Regions from separate parts of the Mus musculus genome. Here region 1 is linked to region 2. A link is a loop called in an ENCODE intact Hi-C map of the cell type or tissue named here. Cell type or tissue: left cerebral cortex. All regions are shown on one strand. Each heading gives the region's core, and the rest is flanking DNA. Links, peaks and the distances in the headings are about the cores only. Region 1 overlaps Cubn (cubilin (intrinsic factor-cobalamin receptor)). Region 2 overlaps Cacnb2 (calcium channel, voltage-dependent, beta 2 subunit).

Evidence for each region. Hi-C counts contacts between places; a loop is a spot of excess contacts. Peaks named below come from ENCODE experiments on the same cell type or tissue, not always from the same donor. Only the 100,000 strongest peaks of a DNase experiment are listed, where the experiment ranks them.
Region 1: it touches region 2 in a loop (6-fold over the local background); 6 of 42 quality-filtered maps call a loop at or near these places.

What each region holds. Positions count from the first base shown.
Region 1 is chr2:13,273,253-13,281,533 of GRCm38, reverse strand. It overlaps Cubn (cubilin (intrinsic factor-cobalamin receptor)), which reads left to right. Exons shown (of 67, transcript NM_001081084.2): 65 at 1,293-1,458; 66 at 2,937-3,172; 67 at 4,699-5,196. The coding sequence ends at 4,806. All of the region lies in intron 1 of Gm13270 (a long non-coding RNA gene), which reads right to left. Among named protein-coding and RNA genes, the nearest start is that of Gm13270, 5.8 kb to the right of the region's middle. In left cerebral cortex, for the core only: CTCF peaks have their summits at 3,332 (motif pointing left) and 5,470 (motif pointing left); a DNase peak (open chromatin) is centred at 3,268.
Region 2 is chr2:14,699,119-14,707,459 of GRCm38, reverse strand. The region is part of intron 2 of Cacnb2 (calcium channel, voltage-dependent, beta 2 subunit); the gene reads right to left. Among named protein-coding and RNA genes, the nearest start is that of Gm13269, 64 kb to the left of the region's middle. In left cerebral cortex, for the core only: a CTCF peak has its summit at 4,013 (motif pointing right); a DNase peak (open chromatin) is centred at 4,024.

The sequences.
Region 1 (8,281 bases), core at 1-8,000, 1.4 Mb after region 2:
ATTAGCAGAGAGAGGAAGCTACTACACAGGCCTCAGAAACACATCTGCCTCTGGAGCTCCAGGAGAGACTCTGAAGGGAGCCCTGGTGTTCTATTACTTTAGCTATGGTGGGAATAGAAGTCTTCCATGAGGATTCTAGTGCATTTCTAGCAGGGAGGGCATGGCTAGGCCCTACCTGTGAATATGCCTCCAACTCCCCTCTCCAATGTACATGCTTCTGCATAATTCATGAGCTATGCCTCATCCTTCTCAGAAAAGTGAATGTGGTAAGCTCTAAGCAGTGGATCTCTCCTCCCCCGATCTCGCAGAAGTGATTTAAGAGAGGATCCCCAAGGAAAGAAACTCAATGTTGAGAGTATGGGGGGCGGGAGCGGGTCAAGCCTTGTAGCGTTCTTAAATGTGTCAGCTATCCCACGTACTGGGAGGGAACTGACCAGTCTGTCCTAGCCAGAGATGTTTTGTTTAAACATTTAAGAGAAGAACCAAGAGTGCATCACTTGCCATTGCCTAGGTATAGAAAGAGCCTCGCCAGCTCAGATGCCCAAGTAAATGTGCACTTCTGCAGACTGCAGTGACTCTAAAGGCTAGCCAGATTCTGGACTATGGAACGATGAAGGGAAGTGGGGTAGCTTCTCACATTGAACATGTACACGCTAACAGCAGCTCTTCATGCAGGTCTACAGGGTGAGGAATATTATAGGCACATGGAGCCATTTACTTTTCCCACAAGGAAAAGATTTGTTTTTGATCTTCGGTGTTCTTTGTTCATTGTGGCCACTTTAAGCTTTCCAGTGGGAAGCATCCTTCCCCCGGCCCCCACTGTGATCCCAGGAATAAAGTACAACTGGAAACAGGCCAAACAGTGGTGCCCCTTCCCCCTTGAAAGTCCACTGTGCATTCCTCAAAATGTGTGCACACATAACACTCTGTAGGATCATGGCACCGGCTAGTATATCACAAGAATGTCAGTATTTCTGAGGCTATACTTTATCAGATATTTCTAAATCCCAATGCAAATGGCGAGTGCTGTAAATTCTTATATGTCTTCATCTACAAATACTTGAATATGTAAAGCCCCATTTCCTATTCTGGAGTCTGAGTGGCCTGACAAGAATAATGGGAGTCTCAGGCTAGCTTGGGCTAGCCCAAGCTAGCCCAAGCTAGCCCGAGCTAAGAAGGTGATACTGTCTCAGAAAACAAAACCAAAACAAACCTACTGGATTTACCTCACGTGTTAGTGATGAGCTGAAACAGAGGTGATCGGATGGGTAACCAATGGTGGGTTTTCACAGGTAAGAAATGGCAGCAGCAGCAGTTCACCACTGCTTGGCAAGTACTGCAGCAACCTGCTGCCCAACCCCATCTTCTCTCAGAGCAATGAACTGTATCTGCACTTCCACAGCGATGACTCAGACACCCACCATGGATATGAAATTATCTGGGCCTCCTCTCCTACTGGTAAGATGCTCACTCTGAGGGAAGCTCCTGTGGGCTGATGGGGTGTCCACCACAGGAAATAACATTACAGGAAATAGGAATGCGGCCTTCAGCACATTAGGTCTGCGCCTGATGATTTTCTGTTAAAGACGCAGATTTCTTAACAATGAGAGTACTGAATTTTCAAAATCCTACAATTATTTATCATTTCTTTGATGTAAAAGACTGAAATTTTCATATAAAAGGTCTGACAATGTAAACATTCCATGTAAACATTATTTTTGTTCTTCGGATGGAATACCCAGGAGTTCTCTTTGAGAATTCAGGAAATGAAATCACAGGACAAGTCAGGGCCAAATCTGTGTGTGTGCAGGCAGCTGGCTCTATCCACAATGAGCAGCGGGCTGCACATGTGACCGTGTGTATGCACGTCTCATGGTATGTGTCTATGAGAAGCTCAATCCTTCATGGTTCCTATCATTTGGTGGCAGTCCTGTGTCGTAATTGCTACTTCAGGGTGATAAATGTCTTCTTGAATTTTTGGTCCACTGTTCATTAAATAGCAGGGAATTTAAGTCACATGAACACATTTAGATCGAGAAAAGAGGGATACCTCCAATACTTCAATTTTATAATATCTGGGAACCTACAAAATAAAAATCATGAAAGGAATCTTTTAAGTATATTAAGGGATAAGAGAGGGTCCCATTCAATAATCACAGAAAACAAAATCTACACACGGAAGGAAGCCCAGTCATTAACTTCCCTGATTGGTGAAAAGGAGGAACCGATGAATGCATTGGCCATGGCCGCAGGCCTGCACATGAGGGAGTGAAGCCGTAAGCCACTCTGACCTACATAGTAAGAACTGATCTTGAAGAGAGAGGGAGAGAGAGAGAGGGAGAGAGAAGGAGAGAAAACTCCATGCTCCAGGAAACATGGCTAACTCTATCTTTACACGGGAAGTTGGTTACTTGAGGAGAGACTTTGATCTTGGGACCCATAGGCACCCTGTTGCTATTACACACCAGAGCCCCCACAGAAAGGTGACCCTGCTCAAGGCATTGTACCAGATTTAGAAGTTGAGAAGGTCTTAGAACTGCTAGAGTGGGCCTGATGAGTTTTGTTGTAGCATCTAAGCTGTGACGTCAGACGTCAGTCGTCAGTCTGGGTGTGCCACAGAATGTGAGTTGATTTTCGCAGTCATTAATATTTTCTATGCTCAGGGAGTCTGCTGTACCCTCAAAGCATGCAGATGGAGACTTTTCTCTTGGGGTAACTATTGTATTGTTTTCCAGTTTGTTCCTAGCTTGAGGTTAGCAAAGAATAGTCCCGGGGGAATTACCTTGGGTCACAGCCACTGGGAAAGGACTATCCAGTGGGGATGGGCCCGGAGGGGCTCTCAACCAAGAGGAGGGTTTCCATGTTGGGCGCTTTCTACCTGTGTGGGAAAGCAAGCTGGATGCTAAATGGAACCTTTGTCCATTCTTTCTTTGCAGGCTGTGGAGGGACTCTTTTGGGCAACGAAGGTATATTAGCCAACCCTGGCTTTCCTGACAGCTACCCAAACAACACTCATTGTGAATGGACCATCGTTGCTCCTTCTGGAAGGCCTCTCTCTGTTGGGTTTCCCTTTCTCAGTATCGACTCTCCAGGTGGCTGTGACCAGAACTACCTCATACTCTTCAATGGTCCAGATGCCAACTCACCACCCTTTGGACCGTTCTGTGGCATCGTGAGTAAACAAACAAGCTATTTTACATTTCCACATGTAAAATTTCACATGTGATTTTTTAAACAGTGACGGTAACGGTAACTACAGGCACATGCAAACCAAAAAAAGAAAAAAAAAAGTTGTAATTCAGTGGCTTTCTATTTTGGGAGTATGAGCACCATCTAGTGGCAGATATGTCATATTACAGTTACCACTAAAAGCTACAGAATCAAACCTTACCAGGGAGTTAGGGCACTGTTTTTAATTTTTCTCCTCTTTATTCGCACGGCCCTTTGAACCAAACAAGGCAAGAATTATATCACTGGATGTCTAGAGAATTAAAAAAATATAAAACTTATTTTAAAGCTTGTAAGATTTTATTTTTAGAAACATTAGAAAGTACATCGTAAGTTTAAAAGTTTGAGAATTCTATGTATTCACCACTTACCTTTCTTTGAATACATATACACATTTGCATATTTGAGCACACGTATTTTCATATCTGAATGCATACACATATCTGCATCTTTTAAACTGTTTATAACTTACCGATCCTCCACTAACACCTTCCCACATTAATGAAGAAACTTTTTTGATGTATTATTTCCCATGTACCTGAGTGCAGCCTGGATTACTAAACAAAGCCTCTGGGTTTCGAAAGTAACTTCTCCCCAACTATATCCACCATTACAGCTCTGGGGAACATATCTTAATATGGGAAAATCAGTTACATGGGGAAAGAATTTGATCTTGGGACCAGTAGGCACCCTGTTTGCTATTATATGCAGGATAAAATGAGAGATAACTTTGTTATCTTTGTATGGCTCCTGTGTGTAGATTTGAGTACCTTCCAAGCAGTCAGATCTATTTGAAGCCACAGTTGGCAGCCTGTGCTGCAGGAAGAGTTCACTCTGGACTTTGTAGATGAAGGACAGAGGCGCTGGAAGGTGGATGACTCCCTCTTGTAGCTCAGTGTCATCTCAAATCCAAGGAGATAATGGATACGCTGTATCCATTATCAAAGTATACTCCTTTCCATATGTAATGAGTTTTCCATTTATTTTATTAACATTTCACAATGTTAACCTATCATATAAAGCATAAGAATAAAAGAAATAAGAACTAAACGCTAAGGTAAAGCGCCAGCAGCCTGGCGGTTGTGTGTGGGTCTGCATGTGCTAACACCAGCAGCCTGGCTGGGGTGGTGTGCATGCGCTGACACCAGCAGCCTGGCTGGGGTGGTGTGCTTTATGGCACAGCACTGATGCGTGCCATTGTTCACATTAGTTCAGATACACAGAAGATAAAAGACCAGTGAGGCCCACCATTACCTCCCCAACCATCGCCTTGCAGCCTTCTGTCTCTGGAGGCATTCTGTTGTATTAATTAATGCACTAATTATTGGTGTGTCACAGTTAGAAATATATGTTGCTTCACTCTTAGAACTTCTATAGAGTTTCTATAGGTAACACTTTAAGTATGCTGATATTTCTAGAAATATGTTTGATTTAAAAAATAACCTTTCTTCCCCTCCTCCTCAATTGCAGGACACTGTGGTAGCACCCTTTCATGCTTCATCAAATCGGGTCTTCATAAGATTCCATGCGGAGTATGCAACCGTTTCTTCAGGATTTGAAATAATGTGGAGTAGCTGAATCGGGAGAGCTGTGTGTAACCCCTCTGGCTCTGCCCCGCGCCGTCAGACGCAACCCGCAACCCTGCCCAGAACTCTGTGGTTCTCATCCCCATCTCTGCCCACGCCATCAAACACGGACTGAGCTTCTATGGCCTTTACAAGAGAAAGTGTATGACCAATTTTTTTACATTTGGTGTTCTGAAGGCAGAGCCTGGTGGTGTTCCACTCAGGTGTACATGCCATCCTTACTGGATGCACCATTTAGTGGAGACCTTTTAAAACGTTCTTTAAAGGGTAGAAATTATCCTGGCACACTGATGTACATTTCTAAAAGTTGGTGATACAAATAGCTGTATGGTTTCCACTATACAAAAGTCAAAGTACGGGTAATAAACATTTCTTAAAACCATACAGTTCCATTGTCTCCATTTTTAACCCATTGCGATCAGGTTTTCACTGTGACGTGCGCTCGAAGATTTATTGTGGCCTCTGAAACTGCTTCCCAACACGAACTCCGACTTCTCCTCCTTGGATTTGTTTCCATCACACTGAAAAGGGCATGGTGGGCCATGCAGTAGGAGCATGTGCAGTACCACTCACTTGGCAGAAAACCAGGAAGTGAAGCACTTTAGCGCCCCAGTTCCTCCTGCCCAGGCTTTTATGGCCTCCCCAAACAGCGCCACCAGCTGGAGAACAAAGGTTCTGCAGCCCCCCAAACGGCTACACCAGCTGGCACCCAACTAACTGTTACAATCCAATAGCCATGAGGGGGCGGGGCATGTCAGATTCAAACCACAGCACACTAAATTTTCAGAAAAAAATCAGCCTTACTCTCCATTGCACAGCGACTGTTCCTCTCTTTAGCTTTGCACACACCTTTCTCACACAACTCAAGCCCTGGTATTCTGCATAGCATACTGCCCACATCATACAGAAATGCATCATACTTCCAGCCTGGTAGTTACAACTCACACAGGCCATCAGTTCTTATTCTATGTGTACTTTATTTAACAACTTCATGTTACCTTTCAGGCCTTATTTCAAGCTACTGCCGTAACAGACAAGAAACCCATGAATATTTGGTTGTAAAAGCTGGCTGTCTCTGTTTAAAAGGTGTTAGTAAAAGCAAATTCTCAAAGAAATAATGTTCCAAGAAGGATCATGCTCTAGTCCTGAAGCATATTTTGTGTATTTCTATTCAAGTTAAGCCAAGAACACAGAGCATTTTTGTAGACAGTTATATTATTAACAAGCATAAAAAATGCACAGACCCTTGCATATGCCAGCTCGTCCCTGAGCGGTGGGGATCACAGTGTGGTGCAGTTGTGTATCAGAGTGTGTCACCTCAGGTGCCCTAGCTCTGCAGCTTTGTCAGGACTGAGAGCATCCTACAGCATGTTGTTGCCTCCAGGTGGGTAACTAAGAGTGGTACCCACTACTTCACTTCCAGGAGGAAACCAAGTGCTTTCAGAGATTGCCACCGTCTCCAGCAGATCAGACAACTTCACAGAAAGAAACTTAGTACAGGTTAATCACGCTAAGCAAAGTCTTAGAGACTTGCGCTGAATGAGAGTGTTGCTTCAGCTGACTTCAACACTCAAATACTGAAGAAATTGTTTCTGTAGGGAACAGAGCGGCACCAATGAAGTATCATCGTAAACAGCTCTGCTTCCCATTAGCTATGCATATATCTAAAGTGTGTGGATAATGCTGTATTGGAAATGTGGTAAAGCAATGGGTAACATCATTAAATCCAAAAGACCCCGACAAGCTGAACAAGGGACCAATTGCAAGAAGACCATGGTGTCATCCATGCATGAGGCCATATTGATCTGGCTTCTGGGAACTTCTCATGTCTTAAGACAGAGCAAGATCACTCATTCACCCCCACAAAGAGAGCAAGCACAACCAGGGTTTTCTTCCTGGTGAGGAGTCCTTTGAAAACTCAGAGTCCATTCCCCCTTTGCTGTGCATACAGAGCTTATGTTTTTGGGGTGGCTACTGTCTGACCACCTAAGTATGTCCCCTCAGGCCTAGACGTCTACCTTTGAAATATTGTAGAGCTTTGCCTCTTTTTTAAAAAAATAAGTTTTCAACTTTAGAATTACATGATAATATTGAGTAAGCGTTCTTCAATTCTATAGTCACACTTCCTGGACATAGTAGTGTGCATCTTGGAAAAGCATGGATCCTTCTCATAGATACTTCGTTCTGTGGAAACCAACTGAGATAAAGCTCTCTCTCTCCAGGGAGGCCCTATCTCCTATTCGCTAGGACAGGAGCCTGTGAGCGATTATTCAGATTCAAATAACAAGGGCTATAAACCCCGAGTACAGTCCGAGAATGAACTTAGCTAGAGGAAATGGATTTGACAATTTTATTTATAGCCAGCCCTCAGAAGATCTGATGATAACCCATTTACAACTTGAGATTTGTGAACACCTGGAATGCAGGAGTCTTGGGCATGCGCTGAGGTCCCCTACTTGTGGGAGCTGATGTTAACTGCATCTGTACAGTGTCGGAATTGAGATAAACTGTAGGACGCAGCTGGTACCTGCTGGAGAATGGTTTGGGATGTGGAAATGGCCTCCTCCAGCAAGTTTTGGCAGTATAATGTGTTGAATGTTATAAGAGTAGCAAAACACAGTTTATTTTTTCCTTCTCTCCAACAAGGGTAAAACTAATTTCTAGAAAATTCAGAGAGTGGATGGAAATGTGTTGATAAAGGTGTTAGCATTCTATCTAAACTCCACCCCACATTTACCTGGTAACAGCCAAGTATGCTCCTCCCCACAGTTACCTGGTAACATCCAGGTAGGCTTGACCCACTATAAAAGGGGCTGCTTGTCCCCTCCTCCTTCTCTTGTTCTCTTATCTCTTGCTTCTCTCTTGCTCTTCCGTTCCCCATTCCCTTCCATTACCCATCTCTCTGAGTGCTCATGGCCATGGGCCAGCCTCTACTTCTCTTCTCTTTCTCTTCCTCTCTCTCTCTTTCTCTCTCTCTCTCTCTATCTCTCTGCTACTCTCTTAACTCTCCTCCCCATACCTTGAATAAACTCTATTCTATACTATACCCTCGTGTAGCTGGTCCCTTAGGGGAAAAGGATGCCTCTGCATGGGGCCACTGAGACACCCCCTGCCCCCCATGCCTCACCACACCCCCATAGAATATACCCCCTTTTTCTTTATCTTTTTATAAACACATCAAAGGGGACTTGTTTCCCCAGATAATTTCAAGACAGGAGCACAACGGAGATGGGAATTGCTGGTCCAGGAGTTGTTTGTGTGTGTGGCTGCCTGTTGCAGTGAGAGATGGTAAGGCAGGAAGTAGGGGAAGTAGTATAGCTGACACTCATAACTGCCATTCCCCTGCACCAGCAAAGGCAGGTTGGGGATGACTTTCTGCACAGAACTGTACTCTTGTCTCTAAAGAAACGTAACAAATAACTCAGGGAGAAAAGGATGCAGACTTAGACGGAAACAAATCCACTTAC
Region 2 (8,341 bases), core at 232-8,231:
TGTGTGTGTGTGTGCACGCGCACAATTCAGAGTTGGTTCTGGGGGTTGAACTCTAGTTGCACAGTAAATACTAAGCAAGTTTATCTGCTGAGCCATCATGCTGGCTTTAACGATTCCTGTAGAAGCTGTCTAACCTTTCTACTATCCTTATAAAGAAGCATTCTTCCTATGGTTTGTTGACTGTCCAATGCTGTTTTCAAGTCATGCTATCTTTAACTCTTTAATTAGTTTTGACACAAAATATGGATCTAATTTTAAGTTACTTAATTAATTATACCACTATAATTTTATACTGCCTGTTGAAGAACTAATGTTCTATTGTTTCATTATTTACACTATTACATTTTACATACAGTGAAGGCCAAATGAGATTTCAATTTTATAAAAGGGAATTCCTTGTTTATGTATTTATTCTAAAATGAACCTGTTTCATTTATTATTACATACATGAGAGTATTTTAATTTAATGAATGTTAAATATGAGGGTTGAATGTTGATATTCTCCAATATATTTAAATATAGTTTGTTCCTGAATATTCTATTCATTGTTATTTCAATATTAATACAAAGACCCATCTTCTTGCTTGGCATGTTTCTGTTTCAAATATAACATAATTCCGAAGCTCATTTTAGTCAACACTACTATTTTTACAAACTTTTCAAAGTAACTTCCTTGGCTCTTCTTGGAGAGACAGCTCAGGGGTTAAGAGCATTTTCTGTTCTTCCAGAGGACCTACAGTCTATTCTCAGCGACCATATCACCAGCTCCAGGGCTCCAATACCCTCTTCTGGACTCAAAGAACATTGGTACTAATGCATGCACATTCTCACGGATATACATATGCACACATAATTTAAAAAATTTAAAACCCAAATCCTTTTAAATGTGCTATAAAAGAAAATTTACTAGAATTTGATATAAATTAAAATGATCAAAAGAACATGTATGTTCCCAGGTTAACTTTAAAACTGAATTAGCTATAGAAATGTACAGTATAGTTAGGGGGACAAATTCCCCTTTGGTTTTTAACTTTAATTATACAAGTTAGTGTGTACATTTTATCTAAAATAATAGTAGAGAGGTGGAACAAGAGGGATGGGAAGAGGTGGGGAGGGAATTGGAAAGAGAGGAGAAGTGAGAACACTCTAGGGGGGATGATTAACCAATGGGAAAGGTGTCTGAAATGCCACGTGGAGGCCAACTATCTTACAACCCAATCAAAATATATAATAAGAGGAGATAGCAGAACACGTGTGGTATGGAAGAAGGGGTATATTTGGTAGTGAAGGTTTAAGCAGAGATGGAGGGAAGGGGCAGAGGAATGAGGAAGGAGCAATTTAACCAACACTGAGGATTTATGAAAAAGCCTTATGGAAGCATACTAGTTTAAAAAATAACAACAAAATGCTCTTTAAAATCTATTTAAAAGATTTGATTTTCAATTGCATGTACGTATATGTGTTTGTGTACGGTTATGGCACTTGAGTGCACGTATCTACAGAAGTCAGAAGCTAGTACTGGATCACCTAGAGCTGGAGTTAGAGTCAGTTGAAAGCCATCTGGTGAGTGTTCTGGGAACTGATCTAGGGTTCTTTCGAAGATCACCCCGAACACTCTGAAGCATTTCTCCAACTCCACCAGTTTTAGAATGAAGTTTGAATGGAGGTACTCTGCATGGGTGAACAGTGCAAGACGTGAGTTATCAAATGATAATTATGGGCTAGTTCCCTGTAGGTTATCAGACAAAGAAGCACACAAGGCCTGCAAAAGCAACACCTGCATATCACTGCTCTTTTTTGTCTACCATAAGTAGAGAGTACTGGAGACACTACACACTTTGACTGCAGGAAATAAAAAATCAGTCTTGAGCATATTAGGAAGATAATTTCCTTTTGGCTGGCTAGCGTTCACAGGGATAGGAGGTACCATGTAGGCTGCCAAGGAAAAACACATCAATTGTCTTTTCCAGGAGTAGACCCTGCAAGCTACAATCTTGACCTACCATGGAGGATACATGCACTGGTACAATAATGGGATGGCTGTTTGGAGGTAATTAGCATCTTTTAAAATAATTTATGTGTATTAGTGTTTTTGCCTGCATGGGTATATGTATACCATGTACCTGAAAGTGCCAGTGACCTGAAAGTAAAAGAGGGCACTGTAGCCCTTGGAACTGGAGTGACAGCTGGTTGTGTTCCTCCATGTGTGCCTTAGTTAGGATTTCATTGCTGTGAAGAGACACTGTGACCATGGGTGTTATAAAGGACAACATTTAATTGGAGCTGACTTACAGTTTCAGAGGTTCAGTCCATTATTATCATGATGCCACTCATGGCAGTGTGCAGGCATACATGGTGCTGGGGAAGGAGCTGAGAGTTCTACATCTTGATCTGAAGGCCTCTAGGAGAAAACTATCACTATCTTTTAGGCAGCTAGGAAAAGGGTTTCTCAAAGCCCACCTCTACAGTGACTCCAACAAGGCCACACCTCCTAACAGTACTACTCTGAATGGGTGAGTAGTATATTCAAGCATATTGAACCACAACAATGTGGGTGCTGGGAACAGAACCAAGGTCTTCTGCAAGGTATCAAGTGCTCTTAAACGCTGAGTCATCTCTCAAACATCACTTTCTGACCAGATCTGAGCCTTGTTCCACGGACAAGAATTCAATCTGAGGCTGTACACTTAGGTCTTTATTTGTTGTGATTTTGGTGGGTTTTTTTTTTTTTTTTTTTTTATTGGTTTGGTTTCTGGATATAAGGAGAGAGGAAGACAGCGACCAAAAATGACTTGTAGTCTAATGGTTTCTATAACCAGATTGAGGAGAGAAGTACCTTTTGCTGTGAGACAGACACAGAAGGAAGCATGTTTGGAAGAGGTACAGTCACAGTTCAGTTTGAGATGTGTAAAATCTGAAGTGTCTAAGAAAATCTAGAGATATGCTAGGAGTTGATCCCGTATGAAAGCCTGTAATGATCCATCTGCTTTTTCTCTTTTTGCCCTAACTTTCCCAGGACAGACATATTTCTAAAATCTAAAACTGGGCAGGACCCCTTCAGAGTGCCTTACACCACATGGCTCTTCAGGGAACCTTAGGCCTCTATCCACATAAGACTTTAATCAAAAGCTGGGCTATGTTCTACATACAACAACAACAACAAAAAAAAACCCAACTTAGCTATTTGAGTCACTGTGAAGTGTTTGAAACACATTATTTGGATTGTAGACTAATACTGTCCAAGAGACAGTCAAATAGAAGCAAAGGAAATGTCAGGGAGAATGTGTTTGAAGACCTTTTTCGAATTTCAATAAAAATACAGTGTGTGCTGTGTTCCTTCAAAGCACAAACTATTTCCATCCTCCCAGTCATTCAACCTTTTATGAAAATATTATGAAATATGAAGTATGAGGCATTTAGCCTCTCCCATTCATTAATTTCCAACATTCTTTTCATAAGAGGTTACACAAAAGCCATATGAGCTGGGCATGATAGTTTATGCATGCCTGGAATCCCAACATTGAGGAGGCAGACACAGGAGAAACATTTCACATTCAAAGGCAGCCTGTGGAACACCACGAGGTCCAGGCCAACCGAGGCTAAAGACTCAGGCACCATTTTTTTTAAAAGTCCAAACCATCCCCCACTAACTTCCTCACTAAGTGTGAATATATTGTTGCAGCTGTTGTAGCAGTTAGCTAAAATACAAGAGGAATATGCATGGCTGCCATCTTACGTACATTCTGGAAAGGATTCCAGGTCTCACACGCTGTATACTGTTATTGGAGACAGACGAAAAGGTCAAGATTTGGGAATAGGTGAGTGTAAAATTTAAATTTTTCTAGAAGAACTAAGATGGAAGATTCATGTGATTTTTTAGAACACTTTCTTCTTTTCAACCTAGAGTAAATTTTTTAGAACATTGTCTAGATAGGATGGTAATTATATTCACCACTCATACTCAAGGGCTCTGTCTTTTCTATGGTTTAAAACCAAGTTCTTTGTTAGTCATATTGTTGCCACTAGGTGGCAGGCTTTGCTAAAGAATATTGCAGCCATTTTCAGGAGGTTTTTTTTTTTTTTTTTTTTTTTTTGAGTCAATGCCTAATCAAAGCATTTAGATTACAGCTGCCACCAAATCTTAAAATATTTCCCAAGAGGTCACATTACCTCTGTAATTAAAAAGTAAACTCACAATTTCACAAGCATAGATTTTAGATAGAATCTAAGTGGGTCTCTTTCATATTTAGGCATCCATAGACCAAACGAAGTAGAGTTTTTGGTGGTATAAGCACTGATAGCAGGCAGGCTCAGGCTTAGGTCTGTGCCATCTCTTCCCTTAGTCCTTTTCTACTCTGTTCTGCAGGGGGCTGTTACCATTATCTGAATCAAGCTCTCTGGCACATATTAAAGCATTCATGCAGAAATTTGAAATCCCTACAATTTTATGTTAGTTCACTAATGAGACAGCATTTAAGTATAATCATTTTAAGTGACCCTTTAAAACATCTCCAAATGACCCATTGATCAGTGAGGCACAGCATAGGCCATTATTCTTCTCAGCCACCCACCATAACTAGACAGGAAGAGCGTATTGCTGAAAACACCACACAATTTTGTTGCAGGACATAGAGAAATCAGTCGTAAACTAATGAGGAAACTTTCCCTGCTGGCTAACTTTCATACTGTTGCTAGATGCTATCTAAGCTACTGGGGGAGAAAAGACATAAATGGCCATATCCAGCATTGGAGCCTGTATACTTCAGTCCCAAATGTCCAGGTAAGTTGTGCCCATTGGTGCATCATAGCTTGATGGTTATGGGGGTAACCATTAAACTTTTGTTTGTATTTTAGAACTCTTCCACAGGAGGGAATTCGTGTACCTCTAAGGAAGATACTGTAAGGCTGGTGAAAAGCCCATGGCTGGGGATGCCATTGGCCCTAGTGGGTAGCCTCCTGATGTTGTTTCACTAAATGACCACACTTTCAAACTACCTCCTCGGTACTTATGCTCAAATCCATAAATCTGTAGACCTGTCCTTTTTCCCCCCCAACACTGGTCCAAAAAGCTTCTTTTCCCAGTGGGTAGTGAATGATACAGAAATTCACGATTTGTCAAAGCACTGAGTAATGTGTGTTCACCTGTGCATGACTCATCTATATCAATCTCCTAGTTGCACCCTTGGGGAATATCATGGAAGAGCAGGAGAAAAAGACTTTTAAGACCTAGAGATTTGAGGGAACTGTTGCAAAGCAATGTCTCTTGGGCATGATGGAGCCATTGCACAGATGGCTATGGCTGTCATTACAGACATGTAGGATATCAAGGTCATCAAATATTCAGCACTGGCCAGGGAGGAGAGTTATAAGAATCCCAGATGAGAAGGTACTGACAGTTGAAGTAGGTTGAGGAAAAGAAGTCACTGTTCTTTGAGGATGTGGTCTGTAGCAGTTTGCGCATGGTCCAGTGGATGGTCTTACACGTATTGTATATGGCCAATGCTAATAAGATTCAGTGGGGAGTGGGGAGTAAGTATAAGAATAAGAATAACACTGGACATGAAAAGAAAGACACAGGATGATGTGGTCAATGGGTCCTGGGAGGAGTTGGAGTGGTGTAGTAGGAGATGGATAAGATCAAAATACTTTGTATATATGCATGTGAAATTTTAAAAATATTATTAAAAATAAATAAAATGGTTCTTTAAGAAAGTGTAGCCATCGGGCTCTGAAAGTGAACCTACTATCATTACTCTGCTTAGATGGAAACAGTATCAGATTATCCTCTATATTAGTATCTCTTTGTCTAAATCTCATTAGAGAATATTCTTTGTCCAGTGAACAATGTTAATGCAGAAATTCACAACTAGTTAAAGTGTAGAGAATCTGTGTCTTTGGAGTGCTCAGAAAAAAAAATCACACCTCTTTCTAAGGCTTAGGAACTATTTTGGAAGAGGCCAGAAAAATTGTAAGAGTTAGAGGTTACAGAAGACTGGAGCGAACCAGTGTCTTCAGAACATGATAAGACCATTGACTCATGACCTGACAGCAGCTGTGCTTGCCTATAGAAGACTTGTACAAGATGAAGCAAATCAACATCCTAGCATGGAGTAGGAAGAGGTTCATGAGCCCATGCCCTAACTGAGGAATAATGGACATTTATGGCTTCTGGAGCATAGCAGAAGAGTCAGTTTCCCCCAAAGATATAGCTCCTGATAGGTTAACTATGATTAAGTGGATGGCCCTATACCCAGAAATTTATTGGCAGCAAAACTTGGAGTCAATAAATTATAAAAACACAAAAGAAGGACACATAGTTGGAGGGGTAGAGAAGTGAGGGTGGGTCTGGGAGGTGATAGGGGAAGGAATCGAGGGATATATATTATCAACATGCGTTGTATGAAATGATTTAAAACAAATCTTATAGTATTGGGAATTTTTGTTTTTTGTCTTTGTTTGGTTCATATGAAATGGAAACTATATTAGAAAACTGTGGAAGCATCATTAATCACACAAGGAGAAAAATGAAGTAGCTATATAGGTTTGTCATAAGAAAATAAGACCTGAGGACCCACAGCAAAGTAGACCCTAAGACTCTGGTTTTCTACATTGTATTTGAAGTGCAATTTTATGACATCTTGGATTAGGAGCTATCAGAATCTGGCTTTGTTAAGTGATGGTTAGATTAGAATTGGAAGGAATTCATGAAATGGTGCCAAGAATCTGCAAATCCAGACTCTAATCATGGTTTGGATTCTAGCATATGATATGCCAATTGTGAACTTGTGTCTAGGGTGGATATGGAAGCCATAGAATGTCAAATGCAATGAGGAGACTTGTTTCAGAAAATAGCCTTATATTTTACATCCTAGAATCAGTGTACAGTTGGCCCTCTTTCTAATTGGAAGATTTCTAGAGGTCTAGATGAGTTGAGTTCAAACTAGGAGATTCTGCCAGCTACAAAGAAAGTGGTGACAAGCATGGAGCTAAAGGAACCTTCAGCATCTTTTAGCCATGAAAGTCTCTGTGGATCAAGGCCAGACTTTGTTGCATAGCATAAGATGGCCTTCCCTGCTAACCTTTGACCATCATCACTGATTAGAATTCCACTGTGCCTTCAGACACATCACAGTACTGTAAAACCCCAGCACAAACACTTCAGTAGTGTTTGCTTGGTCCTCAGTACAATTCCATTATGATATTGTGGAATCTCCAAGAGGTAAGGTCTAGAGAGACATCCTAAGTGGCATGTACTTTCCTGGTGGTGGTGGTGGGGATTTCACTTCCTTCCTCTTTTCTCTTTTTCTTCCAGACCATGAGGTGAGAAGTTCTGTTTTGCTATGCATTTCTTACAGATAAATTATCTCAGCTCAGGACCAAAAGCTATGAGGCAACAAATCAGATTAAAACCTCCAAGACTGTGAGTCAAAAGAAACCTGTTGACTTTGTAATGTGATTGCCTCTCAGATATATGATACAGTAACAGAAATTTGATTAACATGGGTATACCACTCCGCCATGGGTCCAACCTCCTTTCTGAGCATCATTTGGCTCCTCAATTCCCATCCTTGCTCTCTACAACCTACATAACTCTTTCAAGGCAAAGACTTCATTCAGGTAAGTCTACCTGTGCTCATTTCTAGGAAACAGTGATATGAATGGGTGCTATATGATGAAATCATAAGGCAATAGAAAAAATCTTTCTCCCACTATCCTGAAAGCCAAAGTTCCACATCAAAGAATCATCAGAGCCATGGTCTCTCTGAAGCACCAGAGAAGGATCTAGCTCATGCCTTTTTAAGCTCTTGGGTTTTTTGTTTGTTTGTTTGTTTGGTTGGTTGTTTTTTTTTTTTTTTCAGTAGTCTCTAAAGTCCCTGGGCTACAAGATCTATTAACCCACTGTCCTTTCCATCCCAACATGCCCACTTCTTTGTATCTATGTCACTATTTTCCTTTCTGATAAAGGCATCAGTCATACTGGACAGGGCTCACCTTGATCAAGCACAATCTCTTCTTGTTTTTTTGAGACAGGGTTTCTCTGTGTAGCCCTGGTTGTCCTGGAACTCACTTTGTAGGCCAGGCTGGTCTCAAACTCAGAAACCCACCTAACTCTGCCTCCCGAGTGTTGGGGTTAAAGGTGTGTATCACCACCGCCTGGCCCACAATCTCTTCTTAATTTAATTTCATCTGCAAAACTCTTTCTCCAAAAGGTCACACTCACATCTATGTTCTATAAGAAGTAAGGAATACACAATTCAACCTATAACACTATCTTGACTCTTTCTACTTCTTGCTCCAGACCCTATCCCAGTTCTCCAGCACTAGCTGTTCCCTTTTTGTG